Regions from separate parts of the Homo sapiens genome. Here region 1 is linked to region 2. Evidence: chromatin contacts called from ENCODE Hi-C data. All regions are on one chromosome and are shown on one strand. Each heading gives the region's core, a stretch centred on a gene start or an enhancer-like site at or near the end of the contact. The rest is flanking DNA. Distances are from core to core; before and after follow the strand shown. Region 1 holds the start of GNS (glucosamine (N-acetyl)-6-sulfatase). Region 2 holds the start of MON2 (MON2 regulator of endosome-to-Golgi trafficking).

Region 1 (6,369 bases), core at 2,494-4,993, 2.3 Mb before region 2:
CCCCATCTCTACTAAAAATACAAAAATTAGCCGGGCATAGTGACGCATGCCTGTAATCCCAGCTACTCAGGAGGCTGAGGCAGGAGAATTGCTTGAACCTGGGACGTGGAGGTTGCAGTGAGCCAAGAGCGCAGACAGATCAAGACTCCATCTCAAAAAATAAAATAATACAAAATAAAATGCAGAATGTCACGAAATGCCTATGTTAAGAGGATATTTGATAGAGTTTTCTGAAATTTGACAAAAATACTAAACATATATATAAAACCAATAATGAACTGAGGTGAAAAATAATTTTTCTGAATTATCACCAATAAAAGGCAAATACTGATCAAACACACTAGAGAAAAAACTAAATTATCTTTCTATTTTCTTTAGAAAATATTATAAACTAACATCATATGAAGAGATGATTAAAGAGCACATAGCCATATAATGTAAGGGGAAAAAAGTATGAAGAAGTATGCCTGGCAGTTACTTAATAAAAATATGTTACGTTAAATTTTTGCATTATTTGTAATATTTTTCAACTTTTAAAAATTTATAACGTTATATTTTGTTTTAGTCTAAATACATATTCAGTTGTGTACCTACTTTTGTATCTAAAATTGTTATTCTTTTTCTTAAGGAGCCTCCACTCGCCAAATGCACATAAACTTCAGGCCCCACAAAATTTGAATCTGTCCCTGTTATCCACTTTTCTCTCTACCTAATTGGTCTACCCTCACCCATGCTTGTCCTCTTCCAATCTGTTCTTCATGCCACAGTCTAAAGGATCTTCTAAAAGTTCATGTATGATTATATTTATCTTACATTCTTTCAGTAATTTCCAATTAGCCTTACTATAAAAACCCAAGTCCTTAAAATAGGATCTGGGTCCTCACCACCTCTCTCCCTCTGCTCTAACCACACTGGCTTCTTTTAGTTATTGCAATGCACCAGCTCAGAACCTTTGCATATGCTGTACTCTGTGCTTAGGAGACATTCCACCACCCCAATACTCCATTAACAAATTATCTCCTACTCAAACTTCAGATTTCACTCAAAGATCACTTCCTCAGGGCACCTTAGACTAAATCAGCCTCCCACCACCTTAAATGCTCATTGCACCCTTTACTTTTCCTTCATAGCATGTCTATTTGTAATCATATACAAGATACAAGATTAGATTGTCCATCTCTCTGCCATTAGACTGCAAATTCCATGAACGAGGGACAATGTCTCTTCAGCACTAGTGTAGCAGTGTTACCGGAAAGGGGTCCTGATCCAGACATCAAGAAAGGGTTCTTGGATCTCGAGCAAGGAAGAATTCAGGACAAGACCATAGAGTAAAGTGAAAGAAAGTTTATTAAGAAAGTAGAGGAATAAAAGAATGGCTACTCCATAGGCAGAGCAGCCCGAGGGCTACTCGTTGCCCATTTTTATGGTTATTTCTTGATGATATGCTAAACAAGGGATGGATTATTCATGCCTCCCCTTTTTAGACCAGAGAGGGTACCTTCCTGACATTCCCATGGCGTTTGTAAACTGTCATGGCGCTGGGTGGGAATTTAGCAGTGAGGACGACCAGAGGTCACTTTCATCACCATCTTGGTTTTGGTGGGTTTTAGTCGGCTTCTTTACTGCTACCTGTTTCATCAGTAAGGTCTTTATGACATGCATCTTGTATCTTGTATCTTTATGACCTCCTATCTCATCCTGTGACTTAGAATGCATAACCATCTGGGAATGCAGCATAGCAGGCCTCAGGCTTATTTTACTCAGCCCCTTTTCAAGATGGAGTTGCTCTGGTTCAATCGCCTCTGACAGCAGCATCCTGAACAAAGTGGGCAACTAATTACACAATTTCTGGCCTCAAATAGTTTATAATCTAACCTTGAAAAAAATAGAAAAGAAACAATTTTACAATTTGGGGCTTCGATACAGATGAAATAGGTTATTTTTTTGTGCAAGAAAGTCTTCCTGGAAGTCTTGAAACCTGAATACAGAAGGATTAGTTATTCTAACCAGCTTGAAAAATTGGCCTAGGCCAAGGCTGTAACCAAGTATTCTGGTTGTCTAGGAACTGCTCTGACCACACTTCCGGCATAATTGTTTCTTGCAGAAAAACTACTTCAGTTTTTTTAAAGCTTCTTTTGCCTTCTGTAGGCTTACTTAAAAAAAAAAAGTATTAAGATCCTTTTGTGGTTCATAAGCCTGATGATTGGGTTTTCATGCTATTGTGTGAGTTACCACCCCTACCTCAAACCTTGTTAGGACTCCGCGCATTACCCCTCTGTGTGAAAAAAACAAAGTAATAAAGGTAATTTTTTTTTTTTTGCATAAGCCCTATCCTTGTACACATCAGGTTTCAACGTGTTTCCATCATTATTTTTACCTTATAGTATAGTGTTTTCACGAGTTTTTTTTTTTAATACTTTAAGTTCTGGAATAGTTTTCACGAGTTTTAAGAGACTCTTCTTGGCAAACAGTTCAACTCAGAGAAAATACTTTTACCAGCAAGGAGGTATACCTTGTTATATCGGTCTGGGGATGTGACTTGACAGTTCACCTTGCCAGGAATATCTCTGTGATTTTTTGTTTGTTTGTTTGTTTTGAGACAAGAGTCTCGCTCTGTCCCTGAGGCCAGAGTGCAGTGGCTCACTGCAAGCTCCGCCTCCCGGGTTCAAGCGATTCTCATGCCTCAGCCTCCCGAGTAGCTGGGATTACAGGCGCCTGCCACCACGCCCAGCTAATTTTTGTATTTTAGTAGAGACGGGGTTTCCCCACGTTGGCCAGGCTGGTCTAAAACTCCTGACCTCAGGTGATCCACCCGCCTCCCAAAGTGCTGGGATTACAAGCGTGAGCCACCGCGCCCACGGTGGGCGGTGAGAGGAGAGGGGCAAAGTCTAATTATTCCAGAGCGACCACAGAAATATCTGGAGCTAGTTTCAAGGGCTATTCCCCGCTAAAGATTACTTAATAATGCAGTTGGATGACCACGTTTCAAGATTTTTGTTCGATCTGCACATCCTCCAACATGTTCCAAGAGGGTGTTTAAAAAGTCACCAAGGACCATTAGGATAACCATTAGGATAAAGCTGTCAGGACATCCCTAAATTGTTTGAAACTACGATGTCTGCTGAGGAAAGAAGAACATAATTAGGCTTTGGAGTTAAGAGAGCTAACCAGTTCCGAATTTAATGTCTGAGCCAAATGAGAATGTTAAGATTTATCTCACAAGTTGTAGAGAAAATTAAAAACGATTAAACATCCGGGCCTTGAATAAGTGCCCGTCGACTTGGGGATTAAATATGGTAGAGTCCACTTTCCTCACCAGCTGATGATAATTTCTGTTATGTACAGTCCTCCTTTCTCTTCCTTTATCGGTTGGTTAGTATTTGCCAACTCTTTCCTGCTTTTCATCTTCTCTTCCCCCCATTTAAATCTTTCCACCAAGCGCTCAGAAACACGTACGTCCTACCAGAACGCAACCCGAGCCTGCGCGAGAGGTACGTACAGGTCTTGACCTTTTCCCGGTTCTCCGCCCTTTTCCCGGTTCTCCGCCCTTTTCTCCGGTTCTCCGCCCTTTTCTCCGGTTCTCCGCCCTTTTCTCCGGTTCTCCGCCCCTTTTCCGCCACTGCCTGATGCCTCCCTCCAGGCTGCGCCAGTCCGCAGCCCCGCCCACGCCGGCCGTCACGTGACCGCGCAGCGTGCTCCGCCCCCTGTCCCTGGCTCACGTGATCGCGCCTAGGGAGAAAACGTCTGACTCCAGCCACCGGCCTTCAAGGCACGGCTTTTTATTCCTTCGGCTGGTCGGCCTCTCGCCCTTCAGCTACCTGTGCGTCCCTCCGTCCCGTCCCGTCCCGGGGTCACCCCGGAGCCTGTCCGCTATGCGGCTCCTGCCTCTAGCCCCAGGTCGGCTCCGGCGGGGCAGCCCCCGCCACCTGCCCTCCTGCAGCCCAGCGCTGCTACTGCTGGTGCTGGGCGGCTGCCTGGGGGTCTTCGGGGTGGCTGCGGGAACCCGGAGGCCCAACGTGGTGCTGCTCCTCACGGACGACCAGGACGAAGTGCTCGGCGGCATGGTAACTCTTCTGTTTCTGCCCCGCCCCTCTATCTCTTGGGCTGACTACCCGGTTTGTTGCTCTCTTTCCCGGTCCCCACCACCCTCCTCCCCGAACTGGCTGTCTTATCCTTGGGTAGGTTTGGTTTTCCCACCTGAGGCCCTTTATGCCGGTGTAAGGGACTGCAATACTCTTTTCCTTTCTGGATTGAGGCACATGCGTACAGCACACAGAGCTTCTAGTCTGGACCGTACTGCTGTGGAGTTTACGTTAATATCTCAAGATAAACATGTGGAGACCAGTGGAGGATGGGTTGAACCAATGAGGATCAGGTGCTGTCTAAGAGCACTCAAGGCCTGATTGTTTTTCTTTTGGATTAGAGGATCACAGACAAGTCCAGTCCCCTTTATGAGGGACCTAGACCACCTCCACGTTTGTGCCTGTATACAATGTCTGTATCTGATGTCAATAAAAATAAGCCTGGGCCGGGCGCGGTGTGTCACTCATGTAATCCCAGCACTTTGGGAGGCCGAGGCGGGCGGATCAGAAGGTCAAGAGATCGAGACCATCCTGGCCAACATGGTGAAACCCCGTCTCTACTAGAAATACAATAATTCTAGCTGGGCGTGGTGGCGCGCAGCTGTAGTCCCAGCTACTTGGGAGGCTGAGGAAGGAGAATCGCTTGAACCCGGGAGGCAGCAGTTGCAGTGAGCCGAGATCGCGCCACTGCATTCCAGCCTGGCGACAGAGCGAGACTCCGTCTCCAAAAAAAAAAAAAAAAAAAAAAAAAAAAAAAGGCCTGAAGTGAACTAATCTGGTAGGCCGACCGTCGAACTATTGAGGGTGTGTGTTGCCTCACAAGAATCAAGAAAATTCAATTAGTGTGATTGAACACCTGACTGTTGCATTAGAGACTGTCAGTGTTTCATTTTCTATCTAATGGGTGTTGTCACAAGACTTCATTTTTTTTCCAGAGTAAATTTTGCTTGTGTATTGCAGAATTATGGAATGTGTGACCTTTGGAAACATCCACTCCAACCCCTTCCCCATGGAGGCCCAGAAAGCAACTTGCCCAAGACATGAGTAGTTGAGGCAGAGTCCTCTGACCCTGGGTTCAGCATTCCTCTCTTCGCTTTAAAACCAAATGCTTTATTGCTTTCTTCGTTTCAGTTCTCTTTTTGCTTTCAGCTGAATGCTGAGACTATGAAATACTCCAGGCAAGACGTTCCTAACTTTTCTTGTGTAGTTACACACCCTAGCTCAGTGTCCTTCAAACCTCTGGTCCCAACCCTTGAGTGAGTTATGAAATCAGTTTAGTGAGTAACTACCAACATTTTTTATTTCCTCTGGAATAGAATAGAATAGAAAAGGTCCATGTGTGTGAGTGTGTGTGTTACACTTGATAAAGGTAATCATTATCTATCTCTCTTTCTTCCCGAGTTGTAAAATATATTTCTTAGGTTGATGCTCAAGAGCTTGAGAGTCTTTTATAGCTGATGTTTTAAGAGGCTTGCATTTTGACTACACATTTCTTCCTGCCATATATGCTTCATTGTCTGTTAGTTTCTACCAAGCCATGTTGACATTGGTCTTAATTTAATTTTCCTCCTACACTTTAGGTTCACTACTCTTCCAACTACTGCACTTACTTGTCTGCTCACAAAATTCCTTTTTTATTAAAAAAAAGAAAATGTGTCCTTGAAGAGTGTTTTGTCCAGAAAAAGCAAGCCTTCTCTAGCAGTGACTTAAGTACTCAGTTAAAAGGTCAGGCTTTTTTAGGTGTTGAAAACAAAATTGATTACTTAAATATAAGGTATTCAGAGTTGTTTCTTCAATTCTTATAAACCACAGCTGTAGTCTGTGTGTATTTGAGGTCTCTTTAGTATGTTAATCCAATTTGCTTCGTTAAGCCAGTAGCAGATTTTTTGAGTCAGGGTCTTGCTCTGTCATCCAGGCTGGAGTGCAGTGGTACAATCAAGGCTCATTGCAGCCTTGAACTCCTAGTCTCAAGCAGTCCTCCTGCCTCAGTCTCCCTAGTAGCTGGAACTACAGGCACATGTCACTACGTCCAGCTAATTTTTAAATATTTTGTAAAGACAGGATTTCTCCATGTTGCCCAAGTCGGTCTTGAACTCCTGGACTCAAGTAACTCTTGAACTCCTGAACTCTTGAACTCCTGGACCTCAGCCTCCCAAAGTGCTGGGATTACAGGCATGAGCCACTGTCTCGGCCCAGATTCTTTTTTTTAATAAGTGTTTCTACTGGAGAGAGGTACCAAAATTGAGTGGAGGGCATAAGTCAAACTTAATGTTCCAAACTCAAGAAT
Region 2 (5,895 bases), core at 404-2,903:
TTCTAATTACATAATCTTCATAATAATAAAGATATATTTAAATAAGTATGTAAATATGAAATCCCTCGGTGAATTTTTAGGGCAAAGAGTAAATGAAATTGCAGGTAAAACAAACTACATTAAATAGGAATAAAAATAAAAACAGCCGGGCGCTGTGGCTCACGCCTGTAATCCCAGCACTTTGGGAGGCCGAGGCAGGGGGATCATCTGAAGTCGGGAGTTCGAGACCCGCCTGACCAACATGGAGAAACCCTGTTTCTACTAAAAATACAAAATTAGCCGGGCCTGTTTTTGGTGGGTTTTTTTGTTTGTTTTTTTTTTTTAGAGAATTAAAATGGCATTTTAAGAGAAAAAGCAAATAGTAACCAAATGTTAAATATTTCACCTCAAGAACTATTTGGAGAATTAAATTTCCATGTATTATTTACTGGGATCTCTTTAATAATACCCTTCTGCTCTGACATCTTTCCCATACATAATATAAAACCATCCTTTAACCCTATTTTACAGCTGGAAAAAAAAACCCGAAGCTCAAAGAGGTTAAGATTTATTGCTGGAACTAAATTCAGGTGTATTCGCTCTGACTGCAAGCCCAACTTCCCACTACAGTACTGCTCATAACAAGGTTTAACATGATTATGTGGATCTTCAATATTCTTCATAAATTAGGTGGCTCTGGATAGTTTATTAACACGTCAAAGGATTGATACAGAGTTAAGCTGAATGATATATACCAGAAGGAAAATTGTTTCCAATTCAGTGATATGCCATAAACGTGAGGAGTACAGGTTTCAACAAGATGGGTGGATACTCGTTTCGGGGAGCAACAAACAAGTTTTTCAATTTTGGTTTGGCCAGTTTCAAGTAAGAAAAAGGCCAGAATAGGCTAGTGCACAGTACACCTAGCTGGATTAACTGAATAGGCTCACTTCATGAACTTCACTCCTAAACTGGGAGGACAGGAGAGGGGAGAAAATCAAAGTGCCTCAGCCCTCTCCAGTGGAAACTATAAAAAGCCCTTGTGGAACAACCCACCGACTCACAAATCTGGAAAGGTGAGGCCTGAATGAAAATTAGGACTGGAAACTGGGGTGAAGCACTGAGTCTAACAGGACCAGGCATGCTCACAGTGCCTTCTCCTGACGTCACCTGAAGCTTACCTCTTTGACAGGTGGGAATTTCTTCTTGCACTCCAGTGACAAGGCGCGCAAGTCGCTCTGCATATTCTCCAGCAGCTTCTTCACCGCCTCGGGGCTGCTGGTGCCGGACATGATCCTCCAAGGTCCCAGCCAATTTCCGAGAGGTACAAACAAGCTCTGGCACGGTCAGCTCCTTAGGGCCACAGGCAGCTCCCTCCCGGTGTCTCTGGTCCTTCAGCAGCCCGCTTCTTGGGCCCTGGGCTGCGAACCCGGAGCCTGCTCGAGCGTCCCCCAGCAGCTTCCCCGCAACACCTCTGGCTTTTCTCGGAGGCGCCCCCCGCAGTCGCACCGTCCCGCTAGGCTCCGCCGACTCTGGCCGAGAAACCCACAAGGCGGGCAGGTCCCTCCGCTGCCGCGGGGCCCAGCCACACCGGGTGTCACCAGCCAACCTGGCAAGAAGCTTCAGCGCCAGCTCCCCAGGCCCCTAAGACTCGCCGACGCCATTAGCCGAGTCGCCCACAATTCCGAGCGCTGCCGGGACACGTCAGCCGCACTTCCGGGTACCGTGGCCTCCGCCACCGCCGCGGCCAACCCCGGCGGCAGGCCGTCGGCGGGGCGGGGCTGGGGCTTGGCCATGCTCGGGGCAGGCGGGATTCCGGGTGGGCAGCGATTCCCACAGCCCCACCCCCGGAATCAAGTAGGCTAGACAGGGTTTAAGGCGTCAAGATTCGCTTCGTTTTCATTAACAAGTGCCTGAACAGAGCCCCCGAGTACTCCTTGGCATATCTCTTTGCGTATGTTTGTGTTAAATTGTATTTCGGTGTAAATAATTTGTTTCCCTGTAGATTAATCTTAACGTGTCTCCTCCCGCTTCATTTCGAATCTCTGGACTAGTGGCCCCAAATCAGTGGCTACCTCCTGTTAATATACATTTTTTTTCTTTAAACGCAACTGGTGCACTTACTGTGGGGTAGCCTCTTATTTTCCTAATCTCTAAAATGAGACTACCCTCTGCTCCACGCATTCCGCTGGCCTCCCATCTCACTCAAAGTAAAAGCCAAAATTCCTCCAATCACCTACCAGGCGCTACGAGATCTGTCCCGGCCCCTTTACTGGCAGATGCTCCCAGCTAAAAGGAGAGTTTCGCGAGTTGGGCTGCCGGTTCTTCCTCTTTTTAAATCTTATTTTGTTTCCTGTGTATCTCCAGCACCTAGAACAGTGTCTGGCATATAGCAGGTAATCAGTACATACTTGTTGAATGAATACCCTTCTATTATAAAATCAGAGTTTCGAGGCTCAAATAAGGCACAGATACATAAAAGCCTTCATCAGGTCTGAAGTGCCAAATAAATATGAGGCAAAAGCCAAACAGAAAAATCTTCATCTGTATTTCCCCAAGATCCAGGTTGGTCTACTTTTTCCCCAAGACATTTTGCAGCTGCTGGTCAGAAAGCAGAAAATGAGGGAGGAAAAACCAGAAACAGTAGAGATGAAGAAACCAACACCTTCAGACAGCTGAGCTTATGACATGATGGAAGACAGTGAGCCATGAGATTGTCAGTGGATAGCGCTGTTTGGCTGTAACAGAGCTACTTTGTAAGCTAAATAATTTTATTTTATTTTTCCTTCTGATAAGAAGCAAAGCAAGGATGGATAAAGGGGACAGATGAGGTAATAGTAGAGAGCTCCTAGGGCAGTAATTTTGATCATTTGTGCCTATTACACAACTTCTGGGAAACTTGACACCTCCTATGGTATAAGCTTTATGTATGAAAACTGGTGAATTTAGCAAAAAAGTTCAAATGGAATATATGGCAGACATTATTCTTGAGGTCTCAGGGAGCTTGTAAAAACGAGGCGCTTTTTTTGGGTGGGGGGTGGAGACGGAGTCTCACTCTGTCACTCAGGCTGGAGTGCAGTGGCGCGATCTCCACTCACTGCAACCTCCACCTCCCAGGGTCAAGCAATTCTCCTGTCTCAGCCTCCCGAGTAGCTGGGACTACAGGCGTAGGCTGCCACGCCCGGCTAATTTTTTGTATTTTAGTAGAGATGGGGTTTCACTGTGTTGCCCAGGCTGGTCTCCAACTACTGAGCTCAGGCAATCCACCTGCCTTGGCCTCCCAAAGTGCTAGGATTACAAAGGCGTGAGCCACACCGCAGGCCTTTTTGTTTGTTTGTTTGTTGTTCTTTTTAGTAGAGATGGGGTTTCAGCATGTTGGCCAGGCTGATCTGGAACTCCAGAGTACAAGTGATCCACCCACCTCGACCTCCCGAAGTGCTGGGATTACAGGCATGAGCCACCACACCTGGCCAAAAATGATGCTTTAGTAATTGGGCTAGTGATATAGGATCAAATTCTCTGACTTTCACTATGTAGCCAACTTTTCTTTTGGATTTTTTACTATTGGTAACTTTGGCATGATTAACTCAAAATCGTTAGAATCTTTTACATCTCTGTTCAGAGTTGAGGACATGCAATTGGAATTCATTGATTGAAAACAATACTTCTAATGATTTGAAAAGCCAAATTTTAAAAGTAAGGTGTAGCACCTGGGTGCGGTGGCTCACACCCATAATCCCAACAATTTGGGAGGCCGAGGCGGGTGGCTCACCTGAGGTCAGGCGTTGGAGACCAACCTGACCAACAAGGCGGAACCCCGTCTCTACTAAAAATACAAAAATTAGCCAGGCGTGGTCACAGGCACCTGTAGTCCCAGCTACTTGGGAGGCTGAGACAGAAGAATTGCTTGAACCCAGGAGACAGAGGTTGCAGTGAACGGGGATGACACCACTGCACTCCAGCCTGGGCGAGGGAGTGAGACTCTGTCTCAAAAAAAAAAATAATAAAATAAAATAATAATGTGTAGCAAGTACTTATATCAAGTATTCTGTAAATTTCTTTTAAAAAAATACACAATAGCCTTTTATGTACATATGCCAAGAGAGATTATACTGCCCCAGAAACAATGCATGGCTTTATGCCAAAGCCAAGCAAGTTACCAAAGGTAAAAATAATTTTTTATTCTACAAGTTAACAAATCAGCTAAAGTTAAGAGTTAGCATTTCAAAAAACTGAATAATTTCTCTTTCAATAGCAAAACCAAATATTCAAATACATATTTTTGTTCTCAAGTATCTCAAGAAATACTTTCAAAATTGTAGCATACCTATAAATGTCGGTGTGGGTATAAAACTCCTCCGTGGCTACCAAATCTCTCTTCATTGAAAATTACATTAATAAATGCCTGATAAATTTAACCATTTATTACCATAAGTAATGCTTTCACAGCATTGTTACATGGTAGTTAGGCTTCAGACTCTGAAGTTGGAAAGCTCTAGTTTGAATCTGAGTTCTGCTGGTTACTACCTGGGTGACTCTAGCACATTATTTAACTATCGGGGGAACCCACCCCCAATATTTCAGTGTAGGTTCTTTCTATTTCTATAAGTGTCGGCCGGCTGAGAAATAGAGAAAGAGTACAAAGAGAGGAATTTTACAGCTGGGTCTCTGGGGCTGGAATCATATATCCGTAGGACCATGATGCCCACCTGAGCCTTAGAACCAGCAGGTTTTTATTAAGGGTTTCAAAAGGGGAGGGGGTGTACAAACGGGGAGTAGGTCACAAAGATCACATGCTTCAAAGGGCAAAAAGGAGAACAAAGATCACATGCTTCTGAGGAAACAGGACCAGGGCAAAATCAGAAACTCCTGATAAGGGTCTGTGTTCAGTGGTGTACGTATTGTCTTGGTAAACATCTTAACAGAAAACAGGGTTCGAGAGCAGAGAACCAGTCTGACCTCAAATTTACCAGGGTGGGGTTTTTCCCCACCCTAGTAAGCCTGAGGGTACTGCAGGAGACCAGGGCGTATTTCAGTCCTTATCTCAACCGCATAAGACAGATACTCCCAGAGCAGCTGTTTATAGACCTCCCCCAGTGAATGCAATTCTTTTCCTAGAGTATTAATATTAATATTCCTTGCTAGGAAAATAATTTAGCAATATCTTCCCTACTTGCACGTTCGTTTATAGGCTCCCTGCAAGAAGAAAAATATGGCTCTTTTTGCCCGACCCCACAGGCAGTCAGACCTTATGGTTGTCTTCTGTTGTTCCCTAAAATCGCTGTTATTCTGTTCTTTTTCAAGGTGCACTGATTTCATATTGTTCAAATGCACATGTTTTACAATCAATTTGTACAGTTAACACAATTATCATAGTGGCCTGAGGTGACATACATCCTCAGCTTACGAAGATAACAGGATTAAGAGATTAAAGTAAGACAGGTGTAAGAAATTATGAAAGTATTATTTGGGAACTGGTAAATGTCCATAAAATCTTCACAATTATGGTCCTCTGCCATGGCTCCAGCTGGTCCCTCCATTCAGGGTCCCTGACTTCCCGCAACATTTAGCCTTTCTAATCTTCACCAATCTTTACTACTTAACCTCTCCATAGCTTTAAAAGAAGAAAACAAAAGTGCCTTCTTCATGGGATAGTTGTGAGGTTAAATGAAATATTGTAGGTAAAGCATGCCTGGCACACATTAGCTTTGAGTAAACGTTTTAAATAGGTGGTAGAAAAGAGAACTCTTAAATTTGTAGTCATCACTAATGCCATCTTGTATTAACTTCTAACAGAATTATCAGTGAGTTTTGTCCTAGTGTTTAACCTTCTAGTTGAAAATTAGGAAATCCATGTCTTTTTCTGAGCCCTTGTTATGAATCTTTTAGAAAATATATCTATTTAACAATGAGTAT

The links. Hi-C counts contacts between places; a loop is a spot of excess contacts on that map. Pooled maps may share reads with other maps.
Region 1: a loop to region 2 is called in a map of ascending aorta, with 9 times the contacts of the local background. The contact joins the promoter of GNS here to the promoter of MON2 in region 2. A Hi-C loop is called at or near these places in 2 of 168 maps with a recorded cell type or tissue (B cell and ascending aorta), 2 of 37 single-sample maps with no recorded cell type and 7 of 50 pooled maps.

What each region holds. Positions count from the first base shown.
Region 1 is chr12:64,756,780-64,763,148 of GRCh38, reverse strand. It overlaps GNS (glucosamine (N-acetyl)-6-sulfatase), which reads left to right and starts at 3,743. Exons shown (of 14, transcript NM_002076.4): 1 at 3,743-4,064. The coding sequence starts at 3,873. LOC124903113 (small nucleolar RNA U13) reads left to right here and starts at 2,176; the gene lies at 2,176-2,281. It also overlaps a transcript of TBC1D30 not described here. RefSeq lists an enhancer at 4,317-5,197.
Region 2 is chr12:62,462,584-62,468,478 of GRCh38, reverse strand. MON2 (MON2 regulator of endosome-to-Golgi trafficking) reads right to left here and starts at 1,653. Exons shown (of 35, transcript NM_015026.3): 1 at 1,161-1,653. The coding sequence starts at 1,271. RefSeq lists enhancers at 997-1,496, 1,492-1,601 and a silencer at 1,632-1,951.